Regions from separate parts of the Homo sapiens genome. Here all the other regions are linked to region 1. A link is an interaction called in ENCODE POLR2A ChIA-PET data of the cell type or tissue named here. Cell type or tissue: K562. All regions are shown on one strand. Each heading gives the region's core, and the rest is flanking DNA. Links, peaks and the distances in the headings are about the cores only.

Evidence for each region. Peaks named below come from ENCODE experiments on the same cell type or tissue, not always from the same donor. Only the 100,000 strongest peaks of a DNase experiment are listed, where the experiment ranks them.
Region 2: POLR2A ChIA-PET joins it to region 1 with 5 read pairs; 4 of 35 experiments call an interaction of 5 or more read pairs at or near these places.
Region 3: POLR2A ChIA-PET joins it to region 1 with 5 read pairs; 12 of 35 experiments call an interaction of 5 or more read pairs at or near these places.

What each region holds. Positions count from the first base shown.
Region 1 is chr2:10,051,945-10,062,369 of GRCh38, forward strand. It overlaps KLF11 (KLF transcription factor 11), which reads left to right. Exons shown (of 4, transcript NM_003597.5): 4 at 283-2,892. The coding sequence ends at 563. It overlaps CYS1 (cystin 1), which reads right to left. Exons shown (of 3, transcript NM_001037160.3): 3 at 4,529-7,014. The coding sequence ends at 6,909. Among named protein-coding and RNA genes, the nearest start is that of KLF11, 14 kb to the left of the region's middle. RefSeq lists enhancers at 5,646-6,589, 6,590-7,532, 8,391-9,253, 9,254-10,114. In K562, for the core only: a CTCF peak has its summit at 6,384; DNase peaks (open chromatin) are centred at 5,357, 5,697 and 6,397; H3K4me3 peaks cover 698 bases.
Region 2 is chr2:10,422,917-10,433,341 of GRCh38, forward strand. It overlaps HPCAL1 (hippocalcin like 1), which reads left to right. Exons shown (of 5, transcript NM_002149.4): 4 at 67-172; 5 at 3,808-4,688. The coding sequence ends at 3,905. LOC124907732 (a long non-coding RNA gene) reads right to left here and starts at 9,897. Exons shown (of 2, transcript XR_007086214.1): 1 at 9,782-9,897; 2 at 8,670-8,941. RefSeq lists enhancers at 1,847-2,659, 9,703-10,425 and a silencer at 9,949-10,008. In K562, for the core only: no CTCF peak of the experiment used is centred there; no DNase peak of the experiment used is centred there.
Region 3 is chr2:10,437,880-10,447,494 of GRCh38, forward strand. ODC1 (ornithine decarboxylase 1) reads right to left here. Exons shown (of 12, transcript NM_002539.3): 2 at 7,276-7,385; 3 at 7,052-7,170; 4 at 6,595-6,768; 5 at 6,216-6,388; 6 at 5,823-5,957; 7 at 5,611-5,692; 8 at 5,351-5,434; 9 at 4,133-4,295; 10 at 3,938-4,050; 11 at 3,630-3,844; 12 at 2,089-2,989. The coding sequence starts at 7,153. The coding sequence ends at 2,845. SNORA80B (small nucleolar RNA, H/ACA box 80B) reads right to left here and starts at 8,970; the gene lies at 8,835-8,970. RefSeq lists a silencer at 8,385-8,614. In K562, for the core only: no CTCF peak of the experiment used is centred there; no DNase peak of the experiment used is centred there; H3K4me3 peaks cover 1,763 bases.

The DNA of each region.
Region 1 (10,425 bases), core at 2,694-7,693:
TAGGTTTGAGCCGCTGTACTTGTACTTCGCCTGATTTATTTTTAAATATATTTTGAAAGATTAGCTTGAAATCTTTGGGTGCTAACATAGCTGCATCTTAAGTGTGGGAGGAATAAATGCCTTTTGGAGGATTTCTTGACCCAAATCATCCAATTCCAGAGTAATAAGATACCACTTTCTTCTGAGTTTGATGAACACGATTTTAAAATGACATGAATTAACCCCTTGAATAAGGTGCTTAGCGTTTCCTTTCTCTTTAATATGTATTTTCTCACCTCACAGGGGAGAAGCCTTTCAACTGCAGCTGGGATGGCTGTGATAAAAAGTTTGCTCGTTCGGATGAGCTGTCACGCCACCGCAGAACTCACACAGGGGAGAAGAAGTTTGTGTGCCCGGTGTGTGACCGACGTTTCATGCGCAGTGACCACCTGACGAAGCATGCCCGGCGCCACATGACGACCAAGAAGATCCCAGGCTGGCAGGCAGAGGTTGGCAAGCTGAACAGAATCGCCTCTGCAGAGAGCCCGGGGAGCCCACTGGTGAGCATGCCAGCCTCTGCCTGAAAGGTCCATTAGGACATCACTCATGGGATTTTTAAAAAGCCTCTTTCCAGGAATGGAACTGATGGATTCCTCTCCCACTGCCTCACCCAAAAAAAACGGTCTTGGCGGCCTAGGGGAAGATCGGGGAGCTGGTTTTGATGAAAGTATGTTAACTTTTCTTTTCCACTTGGGACCCTGTTCAGTATCTTTTGTAGTTTCAGAAGTTTTTTTGTTTTGGTTTTTTTTTTAAAGAAATGGTAGAAAATTTGATAATCTGAATCACCAGCATTCAAACAAATATTTCGGCAATAAAGTTTACAAAATCTGGATTTTTACAACCTTTTCTATTGATGTTTTGTAGAAATAAGACAGGGTACTAATTTTTATACTGGTTTTTAGAAAAATATTTATATTGTTGGTGCTCAAATCACCAATTTCTAGCTAGATCATTTTGCAGCCTTCTTTTCAGTGTTTAATAACAAAGTTTTTCCTAATGGCCCTTCTTTTAGTAAACTGGACATGTTATTCCACTACAAAAACCACAAGTTATCTGGCCTTTTAGATCTTTTTGGAATCGGACCTGGTTGAGTAAGGACCTCTTAAAAGGGAAAAATAAATTTTGCCGTCAGCTTCTTCATAACGTTTTCAAGGAAATTCTAGGCAATCATTCCTGTCACCAAAGAACTAAAATTTTGGTTGACTGGAACTAGTGAGCTGTGTCCATGGTGTGTCATGAAGGATGTACCCCAGAGAGTAACATGAGCCACTGGGCAGATCCCAGGGACCAGTACTTGCTGCAGGATCTAGTCTGTAATAGTCTTGGCCATGGCTCTGCTGAAAGCAAGCCATTCAGTTTCTTGTTTGTACCTAAAACACCAAAAAAGAAACACTCAAATCCAGCTGCTTTGTCAATTGTCAGTTCTGACTCCTTTTGCTGTGGCCTTATCCGTACTATATTGTGGGTAGAGTAACTTCTCAGAAAAAAAGGAAATGTCTGTATTGGTTGGATGAAACTCCACCAGAGCACAGCTTAGCTGGGGCGAGATGCATGTGAAGGCAGGCAGTGCCAAGATTCCGCTTCCTTTGTTTGCCAAATACTAGAAACACAAGGAAATGCAAGTTACGCTAAATGGCAGTAATACTACCCAACTGCCTTTCTGTTCATTTTGTTTGAAGGAAATTGTTTTGACCAAACAGAAAATTACTTGGAATGGTGTGTTTTACAGTCTACCTAGAAAATAGATGGACAATATTTTTCAACTGTATGAGCACGTAGATAACCGAGAGAATGTGGCCACCTGTGTTCAAGAAGCCACTGATACTGGTTTTTGTTAAACATTGGAAGTTCAGGCAATGGAATAAATGTAGGAACATACAGAATGTTGCACTAATTTGGTAGCCTGGGAATTTTTTTTATTGTGCAGTATGTATTTAAATTTTGTCTATGTTAATTACCAGCATTTACCTTTATTTAAATGATGGTAAGGTGGAATATTGAATAAAATTAGGTTTTGTGTTTTGTTCTTTGTAGTCTGATAAAATCTCCACCTGGTCATTCATTGTGTGTGACTTGATACCTGTTAACTTGCCCCTTAGTATCAGCTGTTACTTGACACAAATGTGTGTGTTATTCAGAGGTTTTCAGTCTGGACACTCCATAGGTGAGTGTCGTGTCTTCGTGAGACAGCACAGTTGTCTCATGTTGTGCATAGTTCATGTTTCCTCACCACCCAGTCCTTTCTCCTGCTCATCAAAATCAGCATACACATTTTTGACTGTACACACTATAAATGGCATCAAATTTGGATATTTTTCTTAATTATGACATGCAAAGTAATGTGAGTCCTGCCAGTATTCTGGTGGATAAGGTCTTTTGAGTATTTGGTTGCTTGTCACAACATTCTCCAAGCAGTGATATTTCTAAAGAGGAGATACATGTTGAAAACGGTTTTAATTTACACTTCCATTTCCTGATTACATTTGGAAATACTTTGTGTAAACCATCCCCCTTCCACCTCCATTTGTCTGTTGAAAGATTTTAAGTTGGAAACAGTTCCTGTCTGAAAACTCTTCTGAGAACCACAAACCTTGTGTATGGATTCGGCATGGAGCCCTCAGCTGGCGGCTCTGGGTGCTGACGGCCGCTGGAGAGGTGGGCTCCCCTCGTGCACTTTATTGCCTGGGCAGTTTTGCTTGATCTTTTGTGACTTTGAGCCTTTTAAGTAGTTTGAATGATAAGACTTAAAATGTTTCATAATTATGTTTTATGTAACAGACTTTGACATTATTTAAACGAGCATGTGTAATGTAACTTTTCTCTTTGAATCATATAAAACTTGATTTTACATTGGATGTGTGTCCTGTGTCATTTAACTGTACCTGGTGGCCTAAGTATACCTAGAGACTTTTTGGAAGAATCTATAAAATTCATTGTGTATTGGCTCAAACTAAACTCTCCTCTTTGTTTTCTGGAGTTTTATTCTGTTTCTTTGGGTTCTTTGGAGGGTTCTTTCTGAAAAAAAATGTGTGAAGCGAGCTGAGTATGGTGGCTCACACCTCTAATCCCAGCACTTTGGGGAGTTGAGGCAGGAGGATTCCTTGAGCCCAGGAATTCGAGGCGGCTGTGAGCTATGATCATACCACTGCACCCTAGCCTGGGCAACAGAGCAAGACGCTGTCTCAAAAAGCCAACATGTGAAGTGGCCACTCTGGCAGTGGGTCTGGTCCAGACAGACCCAGTAGTGTGCCGGGTGACCCTGTGGCCGTCAGTGCTCGTGCCCTTCCTGTGCCAGGGGGTGGCTGCAAAGAGGTAGAATTGAAAGTGGTTTTCCAGCTACTCTGGAAGAAGTGCTTGGAAGTCTTCCATTATTTCCTTCCACCCCTGGCCCAGGATTGCAAAGTACATCATGGAGCCACAGGCTTCACTGTTCCTTCTTTTCCTTCCCAACTCTTAAAACTAAAGGCTGCCATATGTCCTCAGAAAACACAGCCCCTGCCCACCTCAGAAAGTCCGATTTGTCCCCAGGGGGTCCAGACCCTCACCACACAAAAGGTCTGATTACGGAGCCTCCTTCTAGAGGGAAGTATTAGAGCCGCAAGTGTGATTATCCCTCTCGTGGCAACTGACAAGACTTTTCTCCTGCCTCATTATTGCCAGAAAGGAAAAAGGAAAAAAAAAAAAAAAAAGCCACGGATTCTCTCTTCCGTGAGGTGCTTGGCTACACTTCGACAGCCTTATGCTCTCCCATGTGCTCACACGTGCACGAGCGTGCCCCACTGCTGGGAACAGAGAATGCTCTCACGGATCCACCAATCAATGTCAGCAGCAGGTGTCCAGGCAACGTGGGTGAGTGGGGACAAGTGGCCCTAGGTCTTTGGAACAGCAGAGGAAAGTGTCTTAGAAAGGGCTGTCTCAGGGAGGCGCAGGGAACCTGAGCCAACAGCAGCCGAGGGAGGAGGTCCCTTCCTGGGTGAGGCTAGGAGCCCACGGGCCGGTGAAGAGAGACTTGGGAACACACATGTCAGGAGGAGGGCAACAGCAGGACTCTGCTCCTTCCCTAAGAAAACACACCCAGCATTTCTCAGAGCCAGGGGTGGACAGTGTTTCCTCAGTTCCTGCGGCTTTGTAGCATCTTCGAGGAACTCTCATACTACAGAAACCAGAGACACATGGCCGGGTGTGGTGCCTCACGCCTGTATTCCCAACACTTTGGGAGGCAGAGGCGGGCGGATCACAAGGTCAGGAGTTCGAGACCAGCCTGGCCAATATGGTGAACCCTCCCGTCTCTACTAAAAATACAAAAAAATTAGCCAGGTGTGGTGGCGCATGCCTGTAATCCCAGCTACTCGGGAGGCTGAGGCAGGAGAATTGCTTGAACCTGGGAGGCGGAGGGTGCAGGGAGCTGAGATCGCGCCACTGCACTCCAGCCTGGGCAATAGAGTGAGACTCTGTCTCAAGAAAACTAAAAAAGAAACCGGGAGACACATTTGTGGTCACTTAAGATTTTTCCAGACAACAACGTGCGTCATTTTTGCCTTTGAGATGTGTTTCTTTCTGCCTCCATTCCAGCCACAGTCCCATCCTGGCAGTGAGCAAATCCCACACGCAGTTCTAGCAGGACGCTGAGGCTCAGCTGCAACATGGGGCAGCCAGGAAGATGCCTGAGGAGGTGCCAGGCACACAGGAGGCACTGGGACAGACTCGGGCCGGGCTGCAGGCTGCAGCAACGCCCACCCCTCTACTTCCAGGCACAGCCCCTCCGTCTCACAGGACAGAGACAGGGCCGGCTCAGCGGCTGGTACACACTGCTTTATTTGTTCTTTTTATTATTATTTTTAAGTTCACCTACAGCTGCAGTACACACACACCGCTTTATTTGGCTAGCTGCTATTCAGAAGACACTTCCTGAATTCAGGAAAAATTTTTTTAAAAACCTGAGAACAATTCCTGTGACTTCTTAGCTTTGATGAAGTGCATTTACTTTGACATTGATATAGCTTGTAACTACTTTTGGAATTTTTTTCCCCTAACACTTTGATCTCATTAAGGGTATTACACCTTTTCCACCAGAAAATGCAGAGGTATCATCTTTCTTGGAAACCAATTGAAAGCGTCCCATTTTAACAAAATGACATAAAATTACAAACATTTACATGTTTAAATTCAAAGCCTGATCCATCTGGTGGTAAGAAATGTTAACTTATTTTAAAAGATGTATTTGCATTATTAAAATATAGTAACGACTTCCATCTTTACATCAAAAGAAACGGGCTTGCATAAGCAATGGCTCCCAGCTCTGGGGAGGGTTTGAGCCACGCCCTTGCGGGGGCCGCTCCAAGCTCTGACTTCAAAAGTTGGAGTTTCCCAGCTGCGAACAGCTGGTCAAAGGCACTCTCAAAAGTTCAAGGAAATGCCCGTTTGCGGATGGCCGCAGCAGGCCTGTGGGGCTGGGGACAGCGCCAAGGAGCTGGCCGTTGGTTCCTGAGATGCTCCTGCTCTGCTGTGTTCTAAGGACCTGCGAGCTGGAGCTCTTCTCGGGAAAAAGAAAACGCTGGGGAGGCCTCCGTGTGGGCGGGTCAAGCCAGATAACCAGGCTTGTACTGGCTTCAGCAGAAGCCGCGCTGTTTCCTCCTTCCCCCTCTATCTCCTTCTTTCCCTTCTGTCTCCTCCTTCCCCCTCTGTCCTGATGCCCTGCAGGCTGCTGGGGAGGAGCCTGCCGCCTGCCTCCTGCCTCCCTAGACCGCTGTTCTCCCCACAGCTCTCCCCCGGAGCTGTCCCCCAGCAGGCCACACCTGGGCCCAGGCTCCAGACCTGCCCGCCCACACAGGAGTCCCCTCTAGCCGGAGCTCCGCCCCCTGTTCCCAGGGCGTCCTGGGCAGGTCAGTTTTCCCATCTGTCAACCAGGAACATTCCAAGGCTCTTCCTGCCTCACTGCTGTGGTTTCCCACCTTCCACCCAGGCAGGAAGAGAATTTAAAAGCCCCGCAGGCACTGGCCAGGCTGCCTGTGAGAGGGAGAACTGGAAAGCCAGTATCAGGCAGACCCTCTCCCGGTTGGACCTGGGCGCTGGCTCCCCGCAGGGAAGGCACTGCTGTGCCTGGGGCAGGGGACCAGCAGTGGCAGCAGTTCCAGATTGTCAGAGCTGGGGAGGGCCTCCAAGAGCTGCCAGAGCTGATTTTCCAGAGAGGGAAACTGAGGCCCAGAGAGGCAGTGACGAGCTCTACCTCCCACTGCAAGGCAGATCAGAGCTGGGGTTCTCGCTCCTCAAAGTGCAGTTGGGGCTTCGGAGCTCGGGCCTGGGCTGGGAGCTGGTTAGACGTACAGAACCTCAGGCCCTGCAAGTCAACAGCACCCCCAGGCTGCTCATTAGGGAGTTAAAGTTGAGAAGCACTAAGCTGACCCGGCCACCCCTGGAGAGATGGGCCCGAGACTGAGGGAGCAGCGCGGGTGCACCTTCCACAGCAGAACCTTCCGGAAGTGTTGTGGCGCGGATGCCAGGAGGGGCTCGCTTGTGTCACCTAGTCCTCGTGAGCCCTCCCCACTGTGGAGAGCGGGCAACCAAGAGGGGCACGCATTTCAGGCTCCAGAAGAACTGGGCAGGCTCCCCGCGTTGGGGAGGAGGCGCCGGCGGCCCAGGCCCACGCACCTGTGGGTCTACACAGCTAATCGCCCCCACCAGCAACCATGACCGCCAGTGGCTGGCCCAGGTCAGCGCGGTCTGAAAGTGGATTTGAAAGGGCAGCTTTGAATATCCGGGAGTGACTGCGTTTTGGAGGTGGTTCAGCTCCTGCTAGAGCTCTGTGCAAGCAGAGGGTGCCCCAGCCAGCAGGTGCCTCCGAGGCCTGGCGGGGGTGGAGCATGCTGTCCTCAGCGGCAGTACTCCCGCTCGATGCTCGCCATCAGCCCCTCTTCCGAGTGGTCGTAGGAGATGGCTGCCGGCCTCTCGGGCTTCTTGCGACCGCTGCCTGGGGCTCTGTGGGTCAGAAATGGGACAGGGCTGTCAGGAGGCAGGATGGTGCGTTCACACTCATTTCCCCTGGCCACCACAATGGCTCCTAGTGGGCCCATCCTGAAACCCAAACCGAAGTCTTTGCCCTGGGACACCCTGTGGCGCTCTCGCCCAGCACATATCCACCAGCAGGCTTCTACTGCGTCCGCTTCATCTCCCACAACGCTGAGCCCTCGCAGAGTGGAAGCCAGCACCTGCCCTGGTTGAGGGAGGACGGGCTCTGGGGTGGGAAGACCGAGCTTGAATCCCAGCTCTGCGGCTCACCCGCGCGCCTCAGGCAAGGCCAGTGTGTCTCCGAGCCTCGGTGTTTTTTCTCAAGCACGTAACTTTATTCATGAGTCGTTCTGAAGCATAAGATAATGCATGGGCAGCATGTGATGTGGAATCGAGCACACCACAGCCTTAATCAATGGGAATCACGGCCAGGCGCAGTGGCTCATGCCTGCAATCCTAGCACTTTGGGAGGCCCAGGTGGGCAGATCACTTGAGGTCAGGAATTCGAGACCAGCCTGGCCAACGTGGTGAAATCTCATCTCTACTAAAAATACAAAAATTATCCGGGTGGGGTGACGGGTGCCTATAATCCCAGCTACTCAGGAGGCTGAGGCAGAATGGCTTGAACCCAGGAAGTGGAGGTTGCAGTGAGCCAAGAATGAGCCTCTGCACTCCAGCCTGAGTGACAAAGTAAGACTCTGTCTCAAAAAAAATAAATAAAAAATAAAAGGGAATTACTGTCATGTTGGCTGCTTGCCGACATCGGTCCGTGCTTGTACCCTCTGGGGTCTCACAGGAGCTGCTCATTGTGGGGAACCACACGTTCAGGATCCCGCCAGTCCCTCAGCCCACCTGGCAGCCCAGCTGAGAGGGACCGAGACCAGAGCTCCTGCTCCTGCTGCCTGGGTTCCAGAAAGCGGCTGCGCCAGCCTGGACCCTGCTGGCTTGTCCTGCTCTCCCAGACCTTCTGGACTTTGTGTGGACACCTGGGTGGTGCTGACTGCCCCCGGACCTGCCACGGTTGTGTCGAAATGTGCAGACCTTTGCAGGAGGCAGTCCCGGGAGCCCAGGGCAGGGCATGAAGCCTCGGTCAGGCTGGGTGCTGCCTCCTGGAGATGCTGCCTCGGAAGGGGGTGTGCAGGTCTGCAGCTGACAGGGTCCAGGAGAGGCAGGCCAGCTGCCCACAGCCAGGTGTTGGATGCTGCCCTCCCAGTGGCCAGCCAGGGACTCTGGGCAATGGGAACACCGCCAACTGCTTTGCCACTTGCCAGACATTAGGGCTAGCCGCCCCCCATTTCCCGGCCTGGTTCCCCCTCTGCGAGCTTGGGGGGCTGGGCTGGATGGACTTAAATGTCCCTCTGACTACTCCCACTGATGCTCAGAGCACAGCCTCCGGGTCCCCGTCTGGCTCTCTGGGAACTCAGGGCAAGAGCTGGGCTCCTGGCACAGCCACTTGACTTCATCCCCCAGGAAGGATCGGCATCTAGCAGAGGGCCTCCAGGCGTCCAGGGGACACACTCCTCCCCTGTCCCGGAGACGTCATGCCCCTATTGACCAGCTGGCTCCAGGGACTATACTTATTAGCACTGCCCGCGGCCAGTGCGCAGAAACAGCTGCGTGGTCACTGTTGACGCCTGCAGGGCTCTTGGCACACTGCCTGTCTGTGAAAGCACTGAAGGCAATATGTGTTCCTTGCAGCCCTGAGACACAGTGGAAATGCAGACGTTCTGGAGCCAGGCAGATCTCACCTGGCTCTGCCACGCAGTCGCTGTGTGGCTGTGGGCAAGGCATGTACCAGGCCTCACGCCCCTGTGGATAAAACCCAGCAGCTACTCCACGAGTCCAGCCTGAGGGCTGGACCAGGCGCCATCTGCGGTGTGTCTACCACAGAGCTGGGCACTAAGGAAGCACTCAACAGAAGTCGCTGCGATGCTGTTAGTTTCGCAGTGGCTCATGCCTGGCCCGGCGCAGTGGCTCATGCCTATAATCCCCAGCACTTTGGGAGGCCGAGGCAGGTGGATTGCTTTGAGCTCAGGAGTTCGAGACCAGCCTGGCCAACATGGTGAAACCCCATCTCTACAAAGAGTACAAAAATTAGCCGGACATGGTGGCATGCGCCTGTAGTCCCAGCTACTCAGGAGGCTGAGGCTGGAGAATCACTTGAGCCTGGGAAGTGGAGTTTGCAATGAGCTGAAATTGCACCACTGCACTCCAGCCTGGACGACAGAACAAGACCCTATCTCAAAAAAGAAAAACCAACCAACCAAACAAACAAACAAAAAGGCAGAGTAAGGGACCAGCAAAGCACCCAGTACAGAGGAGAGACCCGGCCACTGCCCTTCCTGTTTCCCACCATCCTCCTGGGCTCACCTCCCCTGAGGATTGTTGGGAAGAAGAGAAATGGGCACGGGACGCCCAGACACCCTCAAGGGCAACAGGATCTCCTGGCCAACAGGAATCCCAAGCAGCACTTCTGGACCTGGGGACCCCCACAGGAATAAAAGCCCCTCTGGGCTCACCAGGCAGCCCCCTGCTTGCCTGTGGATGTGAAGCTGAGCCCTGGGGGAGGTGGCTGTCCAGATTCACACAGCCATTCTCCTCACTCGTCCTGTCTCACTCAGCACCCGACATGCCCTGTAGGTGGAATCTTGGGGAGAAAGGAGAGCAGGGACTGGCGCAAGGGAAGCTGACGGGCAGCCCTGGGGCTAGGGTGAGTAGGACGGTAGGCAGTCCTGGGTCTGTGAGAGGTCAGGCTCCACTGGGCTCCACAGCCACCCCTGCCCTGTCTGCCTGGCAACACTCCACCAACACCGTGGGGCAATTTGTGGGGCTTAGAGAGCCAGGTGGGGCCATAAGCTCTTTCTTTCCCCTGCTTGGGTGGGGGCACACAGATAAAAGGGAAAAATTGATCCTAAAGGGATTCTTGGGAAGTCTCACCACTCTTGAGGGAGTCAAGAAATGAATTTTTGTTTAAATTCTCATTTACTGTCAGGTTTTCCATCAGCAGGGACTCCTAAAGTCATGCTTTTTTTTTTTTTAGACAGGATCTTGCTTTGTCACCCAGGCTGAAATGCAGTGGCAGGATCACGGCTCACCATATCCTCCACTTCTCAGGCTCAAGCCATCCTCCCACCTCAGTCTCCTGAGCAGCTGGGACCCCAGGCATGTGCCACCACGCCTGGCTAATTTTGGTACTTTTGTGGAGACGAGGTCTCCCTATGTTACCCAGGCTGAAAGTCACAAATTTCTTAAAAGAAAAAGACCTTTCCAAGGAAAATCACTCCAAGAAAAGAAACCAATACGCTTCTCCAGAGAGAACAAATCCATTGTAATTGGGCCTCAGAAACCCACATGTTAAATGAGGCAAGAACATTTGTGTTA
Region 2 (10,425 bases), core at 2,992-7,991, 370 kb after region 1:
CCACCCTTGCTGCACCCGCCCAAGCCCCCGGGCCTCTGAGCACAGTGTCATTGCCCCCATCCGCAGGCCATCTACAAGATGGTGTCGTCTGTGATGAAGATGCCGGAGGATGAGTCCACCCCGGAGAAGCGCACAGACAAGATCTTCAGGCAGATGGACACCAACAATGACGGTAGTGCGGGGTGGGGGCGGGGCTGCATGTGTACGCCACGGTAGGGGCAAAACCATGTGGTTTGGGGCACCCCCTCCCCTCTGCAGCTTCTTGGTCTCCTGAGGGCCACCCCCGCCCGCCACCTGCCTGGCGCCTGCCATGCCCAGGGAAGAGCGGGATGCAGTCAGGGACACCCGTGCTGTATCCTGGCTCCTCTGTGCAGCTTTGTGATGCTGGGCATGTTGTGGCCTCTCTGAGCCACTGTCTCCCCACTTATAGAATCGGGCATACCCATATTCCCGTGGGTACAATGTTTAGGGGCAGGGAGGCAAGCATGCTGGTGGCCCTGAACCTGGAGGGGTTGAGATCAAAGGATCCCAGATGTTGGGGTCCTGGGGTGCTGGCCATGCCTCTCTTGCTGCCATCCTGAGAGAAGAAGCTGCCCAGATGGCCCCAGTGTCCAAGGGGAACTGTCAGGATGTACGCTGCCACCTTGTCCACCTACAGCAGCTCTGTGGAGACTCAGCCCCACTGCAGAAGTGCAAGTCTCACGATGGTGGGTGGCAGCAGTGGTGACAGGGCTGTGCCTCGAGTGCCCTCCTCTGCATTGGCTGTGAGGTGAGGGCGGCTGTGCGGCCCTCCCATTCTGCTCTTCTTGCCGGCTTTGTCAAGAGCAGCCACAGCACCAGGTTTGCTTTGCTTTTGAGCAATAAAGAAACACGACCTTAAGAAGAGAAAATACAGGCTGGGCGCAGTGGCTCACGCCTGTAATCCCAGCACTTTGGGAGGCCGAGGTGGGCAGATCACGAGGTCAGGAGATCGAGACCATCCTGGCTAACACGGTGAAACCCCGTCTCTGCTAAAAATACAAAAAAATTAGCCAGGCGTGGTGGCGGGCGCCTGTAGTCCCAGCTACTCGGGAGGCTGAGGCAGGAGAATGGTGTGAACCCGGGAGGCAGAGCTTGCAGTGAGCCGAGATCGCACCACTGCACTCCAGCCTGGGCGATAGAGTGAGACTCCATCTCAAAAAAATAAAGAGGAAATACTCCCTGGGTTGTGCTGGGGATTAAACGATAAGCTAATGCCCAAGAAGCTGCTCTGCGAAGTCTGGAGTGCAGCCCTCGGGTGAGTTAAGCATGGCCCCAGCGGGAGACGGGATGTGGGGGAGCTGTAAGCAGCAAAGAGCATTCCAGGCAGCCAGGTCACAGTTTCAAAACACACACACACAGAAAACAAGGCTGCCTGGTGCCTGGCGTTGCCTTTGGGCTGATGGGAAATGTGTGTTCCACCCTCCAGCCTAGCAGGGCACCTGCTGCCGCTCTCCTGAGGCTGTCCGCTCCTCGTGGGGATGGTGAATCCGGTCCCATGGGGTTGTGAGGTTTCAGCGAGATGATGCCTTAAAGCTTTTAGCAGGGCTTGCACTCCACAAATAATGGCTGTTGTTCCCAACTTCACAGTGTCCCTGGGGAAGCCACCCATGGTCACTCGCTGCCCGAATCTGCCTCCTGGCTTGGCCCTGCCCACCTCTTCAGAGGGCATCTTCTAGGTTGGTTGGGAATTTGGATGGCATGGTCGTTGCTAATGTGCCTGCTGGGATGGAGCACTTCCTCCTGTGAGCCCAGGGGACCCGCCTGTCCCTGGAGCTTGGGGCAAGGAGGGAAGAGTGATACCAGGAAGGTGGGGCTGCAGCCAGGGGCCAGAGTCAGTTCAGGGAGTGGTCCTCGGCCCTCAAAGCTCCTCCGGGGACTGCTCAGGAGTGATGGTGCCCTGGAGTTTGCCCCAACTTCCCTGGCCACCCTGGAAGGTGCCTGGCTGCTCCAGGCCTCTAGGCTGGGCTGATGGGTTTCTCCAGGACACAAGTATCATTAAAGCCACCCTCTCCTCAGCTTGTCAGGCCGCACATGTGGGACAGGCTGTGCTCAGCAACCCCCTCGCCTGCCCTGCCCTCCATCAGGAGGAGCCAGTGGAACCTTCGGAAGCTCCCAGCATCTCAGCAGCCCTCAGAGTCGTCCTGGGGCAGCTCTGGTTCTCCTGACTGGAGGTCCATCTGGGCTGGCCTGCTCTCTCTCGGCCTGAGACAGGAGGGCCTGGGGTCAGGAACTGGAAGTGGGGAGGCTGGGGCCGTGGACTCTGAGGCCCCACACCTAGCCAAGGAGATGACCACACAGCTGGCTGCCCTGAGTGGTCAGAGGTGGAGGGTGGGGAGCCACTCTCTCCATTGGCAGAGGTTCCTGGGGACTGTCTGCTGAGGGCCTGGCTGTCCCTCCCTCTCCCTACCCACCCCTTAGCCCGGGCATTGTTTGGGCTCTCTTGGGGCCAGCAGGCTGCCCAGGCCCCAGAGGCATCAAGTTCGTGCCCTGGAAGAAGCCAGCCTGCCCAAGCCTGGGCCAGAGTCCCATGAGGACAGGTGTCCCTGCCTGCCAGTGGGCTGGAGGGGCTGAATTCCCAGCAGGGCCCTACTGTGCAGGGGCATCCTCCGTCCTGGTGCTGGTCTGAGTCCTCAAATGCATCCTCCCAGGTGCCTTTGAGATGGGTGTTCCCATTATCCCACCTTCGAGACGAAGATCCTGAGACCTGGAAACGTTGGTGGCTTGCCATGCGCCAGAGCCGAGAGCCCCTCCTGCATGCCTTCCCCTGTGCTGGGCCTGGCTGCATGCGTCTGTGTTGCCTGCACAGACATTTTGCAGGGTGCCCTAGTGATTCCAGCTGACAGCACAGAGCCTCAAACAGACACATGGAGGGGCTGCCCCAGGACCAGGCCGCCAGGACGCAGCCAACCTCAAACCTCATCCTTCCCCACCAGCTGGAGCCAGAGGGACCGCCTCCTGCCCTTGAGGCCATGTCTGAACGGGCAGAATCCTTACAGCCTATCCTGCTTGTGGACTAGCAGAGCCAGGGCTATAGTGACCACAGTGTGAGCTCATTGACAGCGGTTATGGGATGGGGAGCGGAGGGTCAGAAAACCTCACCCCACCCAGCTCAGCCGATCAGCCTTACGGAGCCCTGCCCTAGGCCACGAGCCTCCAGAGGCCACTCAGCCCAGTGTGGAGTCACCGAGTCTGTGTCCTGGGAGAGGGAATATGTTGTCACCAGCATTGGATGCGGAGGATGAGGGGGCAGCTGATTCCTTAGCACGACCAATCTTTTTCTAGGTTTTCCTCTCACCGCATGGGGCCAAAACAGTACAGAGCATGAGTTTGGTACCCCAAGCCTGAGCAGCGGGTCTACGCTGATGCCAGGGAGGATCCGGACCGTGCTTCCGGGGGCCCCCAACCAGCATGGCCTTCTCAGCCTGGATTCTGTATGGGTTAGAGGCAAATGCTTCATTTTTCTGCACAGTGTACACGTTCCTTAATAAGCGAAGTGTGGGGTGATTTCTAAAAGGATTTAAATGGCCCTCATCAGCCACGTCCTGCTGAGCTTGCTGGGTAAGCCCTTTGAGGTACCTGATGTATTGCAGGGAGCAGGGAAAGGAAAAAGGATTTTTTTTCAGAAATGCCTGTAAAGTGAATGGAGACTAGACACCGTCCAGCTTCAAGAAGGCTCAGGACTTTCAACAAAGGGAGCATACCTGACCTGAGAGCTGTCCCCATCCTCTCTGGAAGCATAAAGAACAGTGAGCACTGGCTAATCCCATTGTCTCTGGTCCCCTGCAGGCAAACTGTCCTTGGAAGAATTCATCAGAGGTGCCAAGAGCGACCCCTCCATCGTCCGCCTGCTGCAGTGCGACCCCAGCAGTGCCAGTCAGTTCTGAGCGAGCGGCCCCTGGACAGTTGCAGAGAAACACAGGCTTGTCGTGCCGTTTAAGCTTTGCTTGCAAGAGTGGATGCCCCGCAATCGTTCCTGCTCTCCCGGGCCCCGGGCCTGGGGCATGCGTTGCACCTGCCCAGCCCGGTGGCTGCGCCTCCCTCCTCCACCTGACCAACGCGACATTCCTCCCCTCACGCCTGGCCCGGTCCCTTCCAGGGCAACTCCCAGGGATGTGGTGACATGCAGGGTTCAAGTGTTCTTGGTTCCAGGCACCTCCCGGCTCACGGGGAGCTCAGAGGTCCATGCCGAGGAGACCAGGCAGGACCTCCCGAGGCTGCGCCCCGGCCGGCCCATGCGTTTTGTGATCCCAAGTGACTCTGTGGGAAGGGTGGGGACGAGGCGTCGGGAGGGTATACAGGGAGCCCCTCCCGTGCATGGCTGCCCCCCCGTTCATTTTCTCCACCACAGCCGCTTGCACGTATAGATACTGTGGTCCCCTTTCTTTTAATATATAAATTATGTATGGTGAAGTGGAGTGTATTGTGTAGGTCCCGTATTTAATGCCTCTGACTGCCTTTGAAGCGCAGCCCTCTGTGGCCCGCAGCCCCCTGAGCCTGGCTGTTGTGTGGTATTTATGCTCTCTTTGTCTGCCTGTTTCTAAGGAAATGCATGTGTGCCCTGAGCCGTGATGATCCTCCCATCCGTGTTGTGAGCACAGGCATTTGTGTCTGGTCTGTCCTCCCTGTTGATTGGTCTGGCATTTCCGGTATTAAAATGATAAAATAAATGGCATTTTCTGAGTTTTGCGTCTGCCCGCGGGAGCCCCCATTCCTCAGGCCGTGGCCCCTGCACTCTCCAGGCAAGGCGGGTGTGCTGCGTGCCACCGCTGTTGGTAAATCCGGCCCCTCTTACGTCCCTCCAGCTGTCCCCGCGTTTATAAATCTTGCACAGCCTGTTCTTCAATATCTGCCTAATGCCAAGAAATACTCGTGGAAATAAACGATGACTGTTCTTGGCAGATCTGACGGTCAGGCTTCTGCCTCCCCCCAGCCCTTCCCTCTCCTTCTCCTTCCACGGTTTCAGGTCGTAGGAAAGCCACATTCCAAGAGAGGACGGGCATAGCCAAGGGTGCAGTCAGGCTGGACCCAGAGGTGGCAGGCCTGGTTCTCCATCCAGCCTTCGCCGCTGCCGTCAGTGCTTCTGGTCCCAGCAGCAGAAGGCCCAGCTGAAGAAGTGGGGGTTGGTTGGTCTCGCCTGCCAAGGGATCCAAAGGCAGCATCGCTGGGGATCCCCAGGCATCAGCTTGTCTTTTTTTTTTTCTTTTTTTAAGAGAGAGTGTCTCTCTATGTTGCCCAGGCTGGCCTCAACCTCCTGGGCTCCAGCAATCCTTTCGCATCAGCCTCCTGAGTAGCTGGGACCTCGGGTGAACAGCACTGCGCCTCCTAATCACAGTCAGCTTTTCACCTCAGGCTTGTCTTCCTGGGGTGCCTACAACTGCTGTTGTGGTTCTGGGCAGTACAGCTGACATGGGAGCATCAAGAGGCAGGGAGAGAAGCCTCTGTCCTCCCACTGAGGGACAGGAAAACCCTCCAGAATCTGCCCACCACCCCGTCCCCACCAGCCCCACATCTCATGGCTGAAACCATGGCCTGTGTTCACAAGATGACCATGTCATGGCCACGGCTGGCTTACGCTGGTCAAGATGGCCCTTGGCCAAGGTGGCATCTGCCTCCCCCAGAGGGCATAGGGTTGGGAAGGGGTGAGTGGAATGGAGGTTCTATTACCAGGACGGGCACTACGGCGTCTGCCCACCTGCCTGCTGCTGTCGGCTCCTCTGTGCCTCAGTGTCTTCACTGTAGGGGATGGGGGGAGCTGGGTGGCTCAAGGTCACATATGCAAAGCGCATGGCTTGGAACCTGCCTCCCAGCAGGCCTTCAGCAACAGCAGCTAATTTGTTGATTTTAGTCATTTTAATATTTTTTAAGACTCCATGTCTCTTTTAATAGAAATGGTGAGTCTGTTTGCCAAGTGCCTTCTGAGTCAATGGCACTGCTAGAGCTATTTCATAGTAAAACTCTCCATGCACCCAGAGCCACCAAGCCTTGATGGGGGAACCAGGTGGGGTGCGAGATGGAGGCCAGGTGCCCTGGGCAGATCTAGCTTGCTACAAAGAGGCAAGACGGTGCCTTTGGCAACACTGCCTCACCTGGAAGAACAGCCAGTGAACGGCTTGAATTTTATAAACATTTAACTGGGACTGGCAAAGGTTAAATCAAGAGTGCTTGTTGTGGGGAGGGCTCACTTATGATGGGGACAGAGTCCAACAGAAACAGATGGGAGTGACCACTACATTAGTCAGGGTTCTCCAGGAACAGAACTGATAGGAGACATGCATGGATGGGAGGGGTGGGTGGATGGATGGGTGGGTGGGTGGGTGGATGGATGGATGGATGGATGTATGGATGAGTGGGTGAGGGGATGGGTGGGTGAATGGATGGGTGGGTGGATGCATAGACAGGTGGATGCATGGATGGGTGGATGGATGGCTGGGTGGATGGGTTGGTGAATGGGTGGGTCGGTGGGTGGATCGATAGGTGGATGGGTGGGTCGATGGATGGGTCGGTGGGTAGATGGATGGATGGGAGTATGGGTGGATGGGTGGGTGGGTGGATGGGTCCCTAGGTGGATCGGTTGATGGATGAATGGGTGGCTGGATGGATGGATGGATGGGTGGATGGATGGTTGGGTGGGTGGGTGGATGGATGGATGGGTGGATGGGTGGGTGAATGGTTGGGTGGGTGGGTGGATGCATGCATGGGTGGGTGGGTGGGTGGGTGGATGGATGGATGGATGGATGGGTGAATGGTTGGGTGGGTGGGTAGATGCATGGATGGGTTGGTGGGTGGGTGGCTGGATGGATGGGTGGATGGGTGGGCAGGTGGGTGGATGTATGTATGTATGGATGGGTGGGTGATTGGTTGGATGGGAGGGTGGATGCATGGATGGGTGGGCGGGTGGGTGGATGGATGGATGGATGGATGGATGGATGGATGGATGAATGGGTAGGCGAATGGATGGTTAGATAGATGTATTTATCATAAGGAATTGGCTTATACGTGATTATGGAGGCTGAGAGGTCCCAAGGAGACAAGCAGCCCTGTCCCCTGTAGACAGAGGTCAGCAAGCTGGGGACCCAGGAGAGCTAATGGTGTAGTTCCAGTCTGAATCTTAAGGGAGGAGGAGGCCAATGTCCCAGCTCAAGACTGTGAGGCAAAGAACAAATTCTCAGGCTTTTGTCCTATTCAGGCCTTCAGCTGAGTGGATGAGGACCCCCACATTGGGGAGGGGGATCTGCTTTACCCCACCTGGTTCCCCCATTGGTCACCAGTTCCAATGTCAAATTCATCCAAAAGCACCCTCACAGGCACACCCAAAATAATCGGTTTGCCCAAATGTCTGGGTACCCCCTGGCCCAGTCATGTTGACACATAAAATTAACCATTATAACCACCTCTGCTCAGATATGGAGGAGGTAGATATGGGGATCCTAGTGGACCCTGCCCTACAAGGAGCTCACAGAAGCCAGTATGATTTGTCCAGGAGTCCAGTGCTCTCTGGGAAGGCAGGGAATTGAACCCCAAAGATGGTGTCCCTGTGCCAAGAAGCCCAGCCTATCAGAGGAGGAAAGAACCCAGAAGTGAACCCAAAACTGTCGTCCATGCCACCCACCCAGCAGGAGGCCTCCTCAGTCTCTTCCTTTGTCCGGGATCAGGATCTTTCAGGGCGGGTTGTTAGAAAGTGTCTCGGCTGGGTGCGGTGGCTCACGCCTGTAATCACAGCACTTTGGGAGGCCAAAGCGGGTGGATCATGAGGTCAGGAAATCGAGACCATTCTGGCTAACACGGTGAAACCCCGTCTCTACTAAAAATATAAAAAATTAGCCGGGCATGGTGGTGGGCGCCTGTAGTCCCAGCTACTCAGGAGGCTGAGGCAGGAGAATGGCGTAAACCCAGAAGTCGGAGGTTGCAGTGAGCCGAGACGGTGCCACTGCACTGTAGCCTGGGTGACAGAGACTCTGTCTCAAAAAAAAAAAAAAAAAGAAAGAAAGTGTCTCCACCTGTCCTTCCCTGGTAATTTGCAGTACTGGCCCTGGGCCTGCTTCCTCTTCCTCCAACCACCTCCTTCTGCAAGCTTCTCTCTTGTCCTGCCTTCTCCTTGCCCCAGGGGATCCCAGACCCTTTGCCATCCTGCACGGGCACTCCAAGTTGTTAAAGTTCCTTGGGAGTTGCATACAAGTGTCCCTTATCCTATAGACAGATAGAAGATCTAATCATGTACCTGCATAAGCAAGGCTTATGTGGGTGGACTCAACAGAAACTCTGGAAAATGGCTCCGGTGGCTCCATGGTCCCATCCACCAGCTGTCCTGACACTCACTGCATGGTGTCCCATGCTCACTGAGTAAATACAGGGTAATGGGAACAACTCCTGAGACAGGAAAATGTTTAGACTCGAAGGAAGGAAGCCCTGGAGTGTGGAGGGAAGGGTGGCAGTATGAGGTGTTAGTCCCAAGACAGTTCATCTAGTCAGGCCACGATGAACCCCTAGTAGGGCAAGACTGTCACCTCCCTTACTCTGAACCTTAGGCCTTAATTAATACAGCCCCAGGCATTTTCTGCTTGGGTAGACTGGCCTCCCGCGTGGGAACCAGCATTGAGCTAGCAAAACATTAGCTCCCATTTATCAAGGGTTTCCACGTACAGACACTGTTTAAAACTTTAAACGTCTAATTTAACCCTCCCATCAACCCTGCAATGTGGTATCACTACCACATTATACAGATTGATAATGCTGGTTTAAGAGAAGTTAAGTAACTAGCCTGAAATCCTTAGCAAGAGGTGGCAGAATCAGGAATTGAAAGAAGGATCAGCTCCCAAGTCCGAGGTGCGTCTTCTCCCGATTCCAGAAAGGTCTTCCAGTAGCTGGGCTGGAGCCGGGTCCATGTTTCCTTGCCAGCGGCCTCCTTCAGGGCCCCTGGTGTCTAGAGAAATGAAGGAGTTTCTCCCTGGGTCCCTGAACAAGACTTAAACGCACTGTATTTGTGGCACCCAGGCCTGACTCCCTCCCCACCCCGTGCCAGGTCACGCCCTAGTGGAGAAGGGGGCGCGCCTCCCCACCACTGCCTGAGGGGCGCCCTCCTGAGCGCCCGTTTCTCAGGGCGGGGCACTGGACTCCGAATGGAACCCTCCCCTCCTTGCCGGGCTTAGGCAGGTACGTCATTAGATCTTCTATCTGCCTCTTGAGATCAGGGGTGCGCATGAGCAGGGACCCAAAACGGGGGTCCAGTTAGGATCACAGCCCCCCAAGAGGAGACAGAACCCACAGGACCTTCAGGCTTCTGAGAGGGACCTCGTGGGCCCCGGAAAAGGTATTTAGAAAAACAGGAGTTCGGCCTTGGGTTCATCCGTGGCGTGGCCTTCCCCCAGCCGCCTTGCCCTGGGCTGGGCGCCGTTGGGAATCAAACCCACACGCCTGGGGAGCTGCCAGCCAGCGGGAGCCTCGGCCGTCGGGGAACAGACTCCGGCTTGGGGCAGCCTGGCAGCCCTGAAAGGAACAAGAAGAAAATGGAGCTGTGGGGCAGGGGCGGGGCTCGGCTCGAGAGGCAAGTGGTCCCGCGCTAGTCCCACCTGTCACCAGCCACCCAGTCCTGCCGCTCTGACCCCGCCACTGCGGCGCAGGGGCCTGGTGCCCGCTGGTCCTGGGCTCCGGCTCCGGGTCGGCAGCGATGTATCCCGGCCCAGAGTGGGGCGGGGTAGGGCAGGGCCAAGGTCAGTTTCCTTTAAGCTGGGCACGCCCTCTCCTTGGCTTGGGGCTCCCTTACTGTGGCCTGGGAAGAGGTCTCAGAGGAGAAGGGGTGATGCTGGAGACACGGTGGCGAAGGAGCACTGCGGCCTGGGCCCCGGGGGGCAGCTGTTTATCCAGCAAACACCTCCCCAGGGCCAGCGCGGGGCATGGCACAGCAGGGCACTGCCGGGGCGCAGGAGCTGCGGGGGCGGGTACAGCCTGCCTGGGGCAGGAGGCTGGGGAGGGTGGGAGGGAGCTCGGGAGGAGGGGTGACTGAGGCCAGCGGGGGCGGGCGGGGCGGCAGCCCCTGGAGGGCCCCTGGAAGGCCTCAGCTCCTCCGGCTCTTCCCAGCGGGCTGTGTGACTGTACCATGGGGCCCCGACCTGAAGGGGCCACCTGCCTCCTGCAGTTCACGGGAAGGCAGACCCTGGCCCGCCCTGGAGCCACCTGCCCACGGCCTCTTCCAGCTGCAGCCAGGCCCTCCGGGCTCGAGCGGGCTCATCCACTAGGTGTGTGTGTGTGCGTCTGTGTGTTGTCTTGGGTGTGTGTGTGGCTGGGGCATGTGGTCTTAGTGTGTGCTGTGGATGTGTGTGGTGTGTTTGGGTGTGTGGGAATGGTGTGGGGATGGTGTGACTTTGTGTGTGATGTCGAGGTGTGTGGTGTGTTTGCATGTGTGGTGGT
Region 3 (9,615 bases), core at 4,601-9,600, 390 kb after region 1:
ATAGGTGAGAAATAGATTCTCATAGTTTTACTGTGTGTTTCCTTTGGTTGACAAATGTCTTCATGTTCAAAAAGTTTACTGTTGGCTGGGCGTGGTGGCTCATGCTTATAATCCCTGCACTTTGGGAGGCAGAGACGGGTGGATCACTTGAGACCAGGAGTTCAAGGCCAGCCTGGCCAACATGGTGAAACCGTCTCTACTACAAATACAAAAATTAGCCCGGTGTGGTGGCATGCACCTGTAGTCCTAGCTACTCAGGGGGCTGAGGCAGAAGAATCGTTTGAACCCGGGAGACAGAGGTTACAGTGAGCTGAGATGGTGCCACTGCATTCCAGCCTGGGTGAGAGTGAGACTCTGCCTACCAAAAAAAAAAAAACTTTACTGTGAGCCAAGTTTATGCCTTGCCCACTTTCTATTGCATAGTTACTTTATTGATTTGTTGTTTTTAATATGAAGAAAATTAGTCCTTTTCACGGGCATTGTAGCCGTTGGTCCCTTGCCTTTTGACTTTGTTTCCAGTAGGTTTATGGTCTAATCTGTTATATTTAAAACTTTCATCTATCTGGAATGTATTTTGGAGCAGGAGTTGGGGATACTTTTATGTCTTCCAGATGGTTCTCCAGTTGCTCCAACACTACTCCATCCCCAGAGTCTGGGGAAAGTGGTCAGGGGGCAATAATGAGTATTTTTAAGAAGCACCCTAAGTGATTCTAATGCACTCTGGCTGCCTTTACCTTTGCCCAATAGTTCAATTCCCCTGAATCCCCTCTCCCGGGGGCCAGCACGCCAGGAAGAAATTCACAAGTGGTCTTGGTGGAGCTGTATTCACTTCAAGTCACGAGTCTAGAAATGCCCAGTATCTGTGCACGACCAGACAGCACCATCTTTAAAAATGACGTGGAGATACCCAAATGCAAAGCAGGACTTAAGCCTCCTGGAGGACGGTGCCTGGTGTCGACACAGCCCCGGCTACCGTCTGGCTGTCCTCGTTCTCTGGTCTCTCCTGCCAAATTCGCCTGCCTGCTCCCATGTACAAGGGCCAAGGAAGATCACTTGATCAAGCCTGGCCACATCATTTCACAGACCCAAGTCTGGCTTTGTTGGGGCCTGTAAGTGGCTACGCCAAGCTGTGGTCAGAAGCGAGGTTTCAGGGGCCACTCACGTGTAGCACGGGATTACCTGCGGCTGTTTCTGTCCCCACTGGCACTACTGACCGTTGTTGGATTACATTTTCCCTAACTGGCTGAAAGAGCATTGTTTCCAAAGCCTTAGTTGATTTTGAGTGGAATACCCCCCTTTTCAGTCCAAGCTCACCACTGCCACTAAGCGATCTCGGGAATTTCTTCCTTTTTAAGATGGAAGACCTAATTTACCAAGATTCTAGGCTTGGTGTCTAGCTCAAATTTCTTGGCACACAGTACATACTCAGTGCCAACTCTCTTAACATAGTGGGTCCCGGATCCCAGGGAACTGCCCTTGTTGGGGAGCTCAGAGTTACCCAAACACACCAGCATCCTACTTCTCAGGCTCCCGGAAGGTAGGGCTGTGGACTACAGCACTCCTTCCCGCCCTCCCCCTCCAGTCAGAACCAACCTCTGGCTCCTGAAAAAATCTTTCATGTTTTGGCAACCCTGGCCCAGGGAGACCAGAGTTGGTGATAAGCCAAGCCCTGAGCTAACTCGGCAGCCACATGAGGGCTCCTGGCTTCTCTGGACTCAGGGTTCAGGGGAAGGTGATGCTTTTGAGAAAGGAAGTCACTCTCTTCAGCTTTGGTAAATGGGTGACAGCATCGGCTTGACCTTCCCACCCCGGGAGGAGCCACAGCCTTCCTCCCTACACATTTGCTCTCTTCCTGTCCCCCTCATGAGGCTGGTGGGGACTCCAAGATGCTCCCACTGCCTGGTGGCTCTGACGTGTCCTTCCCTCCTCCTGCAGCTCCAGCGTTACCCGTAAGACATTGCCACAATGGGGGTTAAGGAGCATGAGAGCCTGCCACACTTTGGGGGAGAGCGGGGGTACACGTTGAGTAAAAGAACACACAAGGCCAGTGGTCATGGTCAGACAAGATGGTGAAGATACACAACATGGTAGGGACTTGCTGTTGCTGAATTTATTAAAATAAGCTGACTGCCAAATGTGGTACCGTATACATTCCTAACTTCTCACAGGCATGAAGGTGGGAGGGGACACGGATGGTCTCTGCAGGCCAGGCTCAAAGGGCCTCCCACACCTTCCCTGGGCACTGGCCTGGACAGGACAGGTCCGTCAGACTTAAGTAGGTCCCACCACCAGAGGCTCTGGACAAGGAGTTTGCAGCCAACTCTGGACATGTGGGGTGGGCTGAGCAGATGTGCACCGTCCACATGGGAGGATGGGGCTTCCGTCTCACCTGTCCTCCTACCTGTGTGTGGGTGGACCCACTCATTGTTCTCTGAGAATCAGAGCGAGCTATACGGGATTCGTGAACTGTCTGGAATGAACACACCATAAAAACGTCCCAATGCCTAATTATTTCAAGATACTTTATTTTAAAAACAGGTCACAACACTAAGCTTTTGGCCCATTCTGCCATTGTACAAGCTACAAATGCTTGTTCAGCAGCTGAGGGGCACTCTTGAGTAGCGTGTCTGAAGAGTGAATAAAAATCCATATAAAACAAATATTCAAATAGTTTCCATAGGAACACAGATAAGTGTGACCCATATCCTAGTCTTCCATATGGCTGCATCATGGCGACCCTACTCTTACAAAGACATTTCAAAACTAGCAGTAATTAAGTTACATGGTCCCCCCAAATCCCTTAATTCAAGCTAAACTTGCAGTTAACAGCTACCAGAGTGCTATCTACACATTAATACTAGCCGAAGCACAGGCTGCTCTGTGGCGTTTCATCCCACTCTCCCAGGCACAAGACACAGGCAGGGTGCTGGCATCCTGTTCCTCTACTTCGGGTGGGAAGTCGGGGTTCTGGAATTGCTGCATGAGTTGCCTGAGAAAGAAAAAGTGGCATATTAAAAACCCTGACTCACTCCTAACTGGGCATGAGAGTATTTACTTCCCATCAGGAAACAATTCAATGTATTTTTTTTTTTTCTGAGACAGGGTCTTTCTCTGTTACTCAGGCTGGAATACAATGGTGCTATCATAGCTCACCGCAGCCTCAACCTCCCAGGCTCAAGCAAACCTCTCACCTTAGCCAAGCAGCTGGGACTACAGGCGCCCACTACCATGGCCAACTAATTTTTTAATTTTTTGTAGAGACAGGGTCTCACTATGTTGCCCAGGCTCGAACTCCTGGGCTCAAGTGATCCTTCTGCCTTGGCCTCCCAATGTGTTGTGATTTCAGGTGTGAGCCAGCACACCTGGCCAATTCAATGTATTTCTAAAGCAAGCGTTTCTTCAGTCACCGTTTTGGTAATAAGGAAACCACAAGACACATGGCATGAACTTAAATATATTCCAATTACATAGAAATACACTCATCAGTCTTTTCTAAAACTTTTCTTAGGAAAAATATCCATATATATTTAATCTTAGGCAAGACAATTTCTTATTCGTCTAGACAAGAAGCACACATCCAAGAAGGTGCCTATTCTTGGCAGCACCATCAACATGCATGGCTTACTTACCACGCAGGCCCTGACATCACATAGTAGATCGTCGGCCTCTGGAAGCCATTGAACGTAGAGGCAGCAGCAACAGTGTAAGCGCCCATGTTTTCAAAGAGCATCCAATCACCCACATGCATTTCAGGCAGGTCACAGCGCTCAACAATCCGATCGAGGCCATCACATGTTGGTCCCCATATGCTGGATGAATAATACTTCTCATCTGGTTTAGGTCTCTATATAAAGAGACGGAGAGAGGAAGTACTACTTAATTACACGTGTTGTGACCAGTCCTCTTAATTGTTTTATACAGTATGCTCAGAAATTACCTTTTGCAGAAGGGGCTTTACATGTGCGTGGTCATAGAGTATGCAATTAAATGATCCATAGACGCCATCATTCACATAATACATAAAGGTCTGCTCACTCGACTCATCTTCGTCTAGAAAGGCAGATCAACAATCTTAATGACTTTTTGCATCAGCTTTCAGTTATACATGAAGTGATTCGTCCTTTATACATACCATCAGAGCCCGTCTGTTCCTTTAATACAATTTTCTTGGCAATGATATTAACTGCAAGCGTGAAAGCTGATGCAACATAGTATCTGCCGGGCTCAGCTATGATTCTCACTCCAGAGTCTGACGGAAAGTATTTGTCCAACGCTGGGTTGATTACGCCGGTGATCTAAGAGAGTGAAACAGAAAAGAAAGAGCAGCCTTCATTGTGGGAAATTCACATGGGGGAGTAACATCACAGGGCCTTGTGACATGACATCATGAGACCAGGCATCAACAGACAGGTTTATCATTAAAGTAACAAAAGCAAAAAAACATCAACATCTCCCTGAAAACCAGGCTACATATCCCAGGTGGCTCGTTTTCATTCCCCTCCAGGCACCCTATCTCCTTTAGGATGTTATGGGTATGATTTTTATCAAAGAACAGTACGCAACTAACTACTACCTAGGAAGGCATCAAGATGTCAAAACATTTTAACAAATACATGCCAACAGGATAAAAATCCTATTCTGCCTACGTCATGATTTTAACAAACCATGTGGATATATTTTATAAATTCAAGCACCAATATAATGGCTTAACTTCCTAAGTGACTAAACATTTCAAGTATTTTAAGGAGAGGAAGCATAGGTCTAGCAAAGCACATTTGGGGTGATGATGTGCTACAGTCAGCATATTCTCTAGGAAGCCCACAGCAACATGCTTTTTCTTTTTTTTTTTTGAGACAGGGTCTCACTCTGTAGCCCAGGCTGAGTGCAGTGGCATGATCATGGCTCACTGCAGCCTCAACCTCCTGGGCTCAAGTGATCCTCCCACCTCAGCCTTCCAAGTAGCTGGGATTACAGGTGCCCGCCACCACACCAGGCTAATTTTAAAATTTTTTTTGTAGAGATGGGGTCTCACTGTGTTGCCCAGGCTGGTCTCAAACTCCTGGGCTCAAGTGATCCTACCACCTTGGCCTCCCCAAGTGCTGGATTACAGGTGTGAGCCATGATTTCCAATGTAACCAATTATCCAAGACTTCTGGGAAAGCTGATTCACACTTTAGAAAACCAAATGGTATCAAGTGTAATGTCAGACAGCACAAAGAAATCACTCAAAATATCACACCAAGACACTTCAGCCCATTGTGGTATTAGTTAAGACACTTAAATTTTGAAATATTCCAAAAAGGAATTTATTAGAACGGCTACTGAGTATTACAGTTTTGTTCTAAATTACCTCTTCAAATTTAAGTTTCACATCCTCAGATCCAGGAAAGCCACCGCCAATATCAAGCAGATACATGCTGAAACCAACCTCAGCCTAGAATCAAGAAAATAAGTCAGCCAGATCCACAGCTAATAACAAAAATGTATGCAGCAGATAGGCTGAAACCCATGTAATACAGAACCAACTGCCATAAAAAGTTAACTCTAGAATTAAGACTAGTTATTGTCAGTTGTGTCCCGCCCTTCCCTAACAGGGTCACGTATACTCACCCCCATGTCAAAAACACAGCGGGCATCAGAGATTGCCTGCACGAAGGTCTCAGGATCGGTACAGCCGCTTCCTACATGGAAGCTGGGGTAAAATAAAGAGACGAGACACTGTGTCTTAGTATTTCTTAAAATAATAGCAAACACTAGGAGAAAGCCTGTAAAACTCAAACTGTTCAATGTCTTGACCTCTAGCTATCCCACCAAAATCTCACCTGACACCAACAACATCGATATTTAGCTCTTTCGCCCGTTCCAAAAGGAGCCTGCTGGTTCTGAGCGTGGCACCGAATTTCACACTGAGACGACAGACTGCTTTGGAATCATCAGTGGCAATCCGCAAAACCAACCTACAAGCAAGGAAAGTGCAGCAAATGTCTCATGATAGATGTTCACTTATAGCCACAATTAAAATAAAAACAATCCTGTTCTAAATACTGTCGCTGATATATTCTGTAGTTTGAGTCCCAGGCTTCATGACTCAATGGGGGTTTCAACTACTTTCTACTAAAGTATAGAAATATAATAATCAGAAATTTAAGTTTGTTTGATAAGAATCCACATATCTTATGCTCCCGATCTTGCCCTCAGATGGGGGAATAACTCACTTTGCTTTGGGATGTGCTCTGGCAACTTTCATCAACTCAACTTCACTATCAAAAGTCATCATCTGGACTCCATTATTAGCAGCATACTTAATTTGAGATACTTGTTTACAAGGATTTGCATAGATAATCCTCTCTGGAGGCACCCCCAGACTCTGCACCAACTGTATTTCAGTCTGAAAAAGAAGAGTGGTGTCATGCTATCCATATGTGGCTTAACACGTGGAATAAACAGAAAAGCATGGGAAGTTGTCATGTACCCCCCCGCCCCATTTGCCTTTAGTGAGCATTTATTGCCCAAAAAACACAACTTGTATCTGCCTCGTGGGGAATACCAGGCCCATTTTATACAACGCTTTTGAGGCCTGCTGCTATCGCTTACCTTGCTAGCACAGTCAAATCCTGTCCCGGTAGCAGCAAGGGTCTTCACGATGGCTTTGCTATCATTACATTTGACTGCATAAAAGGGGGTGACACGAGGGAGAGCTTTTAACCACCTCAGATGTTTCTTTAGAATGTCTCCCAGGTCTGCCACATAGAAGGCATCCTTATCATCCTGAAACAAGAGTGGTCACAGGTGACTCACTAGCAGCCTCACCACACACCACACCAATAGCCAGCGACCTTCATTCCCATCAGTCACAATGAATCCTGCTCTTTTGAGTCTAGCCACTGATATGAGTATCACCATTATCACTATTAATTTACCACCAGTGAATTAATTTCTACATTCCATAACAAGACATGTAAGCCTCATTGCTCTTCCTTAGACCTTGCCAAAGTTTTCCACTTGCCTGGCACTCTCAGCTGCACTGCCAGCATGGGCCTCATATACTTACAGAAGAAGAAACTTCATTAATTTTCTGGTCCAGAATGTCCTTGGCAGTAAAACCTTCATCGAGGAAGTGGCAGTCAAACTCTTCATTACCAAAGTTGTTCATGATTTCTTGATGTTCCTCTGAAATGCAACAAAATGCAAATAGAGTGGAGAAATTCACTTAGAAGCCTTAGCAATACAATTCTTAAGATTAACCTGCAACATAAATGTAAACTGAATACTTACATGGAAAACTAAGAGATGGAATTGAAAGAAATATTTCCAGCTTCTCACAAAGGCAACTCTCCAGGAATTCCAAATCCCTCTGCGTGTGCCCTTGGAACAGCAGTGACAATCTGAGAAATAAAATAGGGAATTTGCTGTCTACCTTAGGAACACATCGAGTTGAAGATGGGGCACTGGCTGAGCACACGCAGAGCTAATCATGCCCCGGATATGAACCACTCACTGGCCTGGTCATCCTAATTATTACTAGGCATAAGGTACATGATTCCATAAACCTTGGCAGTATAAGGACACAACAAAAAATACCAGGTTTTTCCAAGGCAGCACACTAAGCATTTCAAATATTTGTACCAAAAAAATCTAGCATGCAAGTTTCAGAAGCTTATCTGCACTTAGCTCACTGATATGGAAAAAAGTCTTATAATGGTCTGATTTATTTCAGAGCAGTTTCAGTTCCTTAGAAACTTAAAATAGCATTATAGACTTTTTTATTTTTTTTGAGACAGAGTCTCACGCTGTCACCCAGGCTGGAGTGCAGCGGTGCAATCTTGGCTCACTGCAACCTCTGCCTCCCGGGTTCAAGCGATTCTCCTGCCTCAGCCTCCCCAGCAGCTGGGATTACAGGCGCCTGCCACCATGCCCGGCTAATTTTTGTGTTTTTAGTAGAGACAGGATTTCACCACGTTGTCCAGGTGGGTCTCAAACTCCTGACCCCAGGTGATCCACCCGCCTCGGTCTTCCAAAGTGCTGGGATTACATTATAGCCTTTATACACAGCCATACAAACATTTCCTACTTCCACTAAGTCTTAGAATGATTTTTACTGACCAACAGGCATCATGGAAATGTCTGGAGCATTTGAGATTTTACGAGTTAATTTTCATGTATTAGCTGGGTATATACTTCTTAAAAACTGTAATCTTCAAGTCAACTTATCACATTGTATTACAGTTGCTGTTACCTGATCAGAATTCAGTATTTTTTTTTTTTTTTTTTGAGACAGAGTTTTACTCTTGTTGCCCAGGCTGGAGTGCAATGGCATGATCTCGGCTCACCTCAACCTCCGCCTCCTGGGTTCAAGCGATTCTCCTGCCTCAGTCTCCCGAGTAGCTGGGATTACCGGCATGTGCCACCACACCCGGGGCCTGGCTAATTTTATATTTTTAGTGGAGATGGCGTTTCTCCATGTTAGTCAGGCTGGTCTCCAACTCCCGACCTCAGGTGATCCGCCTGCCTCAGCCTCCCAAAGTGTTGGGATTACAGGCGTGAGCCACCACGCCCGGCTAGAACTCAGTATTCTTAAACCAGCGTTGCCTACCAAGTTTAGCAATTCCGGGAATGCCAACTGTCCTTACAGTCACTCTCGTATTTGCTTAGCTATGAGAATAATTTGGGGCTAACTTCACCAAAAAAGAAAAACAAGCAAGAACATCACTCTAGTAACAATAAAAGCCACTGTATTTTGCTTTCATCAAATGTGGCACCTTGTGAACCAGCTTTCTTAAAATTATTTATTTTAACCTTTAAAAATTTCTGCCAGGTAGAGCTTTCTTCTTTTCCACTGTGCAACCCACTTCAGTGCCAGCAGCCTACGGGCACAGAGGCCAGGCAATGGTTCGGGGACACAGTTTGCTCTGGCATGGGGTACTATGACAGGCCCAGGGTGACGGGCCTGTCATAAATCCAAACCCATGCATAGAATTTGCTTTAAAGCTCTATCTATTGTGACTGCTTGGCATTGTCAACCTCCGAAGTTGCCTAAATCACCCCTCGGAGAAGGGAAGAGAGTAACAACGCTAGCAAAACCATTTTTGTTACAGACATGGTTATATATTTTTGTTTATATGAAGAATATTTACAATTTAATAATAAATAGGCTCATGCAGTCTCGGACTGGGTCATTTGAGGCCTTATTAAATATTTTTAAGGCAATGTTCAGGCCTAAACTTGGAAAGTTTTGATTTCTTTTTAATACGCCAATACTTTTTTGCTTTTCTGTATCTTTTAAGGCGTTACTTAAGTAACTTACTTGAATATATTTTACTGAAGAACACCTTTCGGTCTTTCTGTAACAGCTAAGTTATTTAAAATGGTCAATCAATTAGCACAAGAGGATAATGTTAGAAGAGATAGGGGCTAATTCAAACAAACTTTGAAAAAAATTTCACAAATCAATTAAAGTCTGCCCAATTTTATGTTTAAACAAAGTCAGCCAACACATTCTTTGTCCTCCCCAGACATTCCTGAGAGGTTCTGCCTTCTACACTTTCACCAATTATTTCGACTTCGCAAACAGCACAATCAGCCTTTTCTGCAAACCTTAGGGCTGTCTCCCCTGTG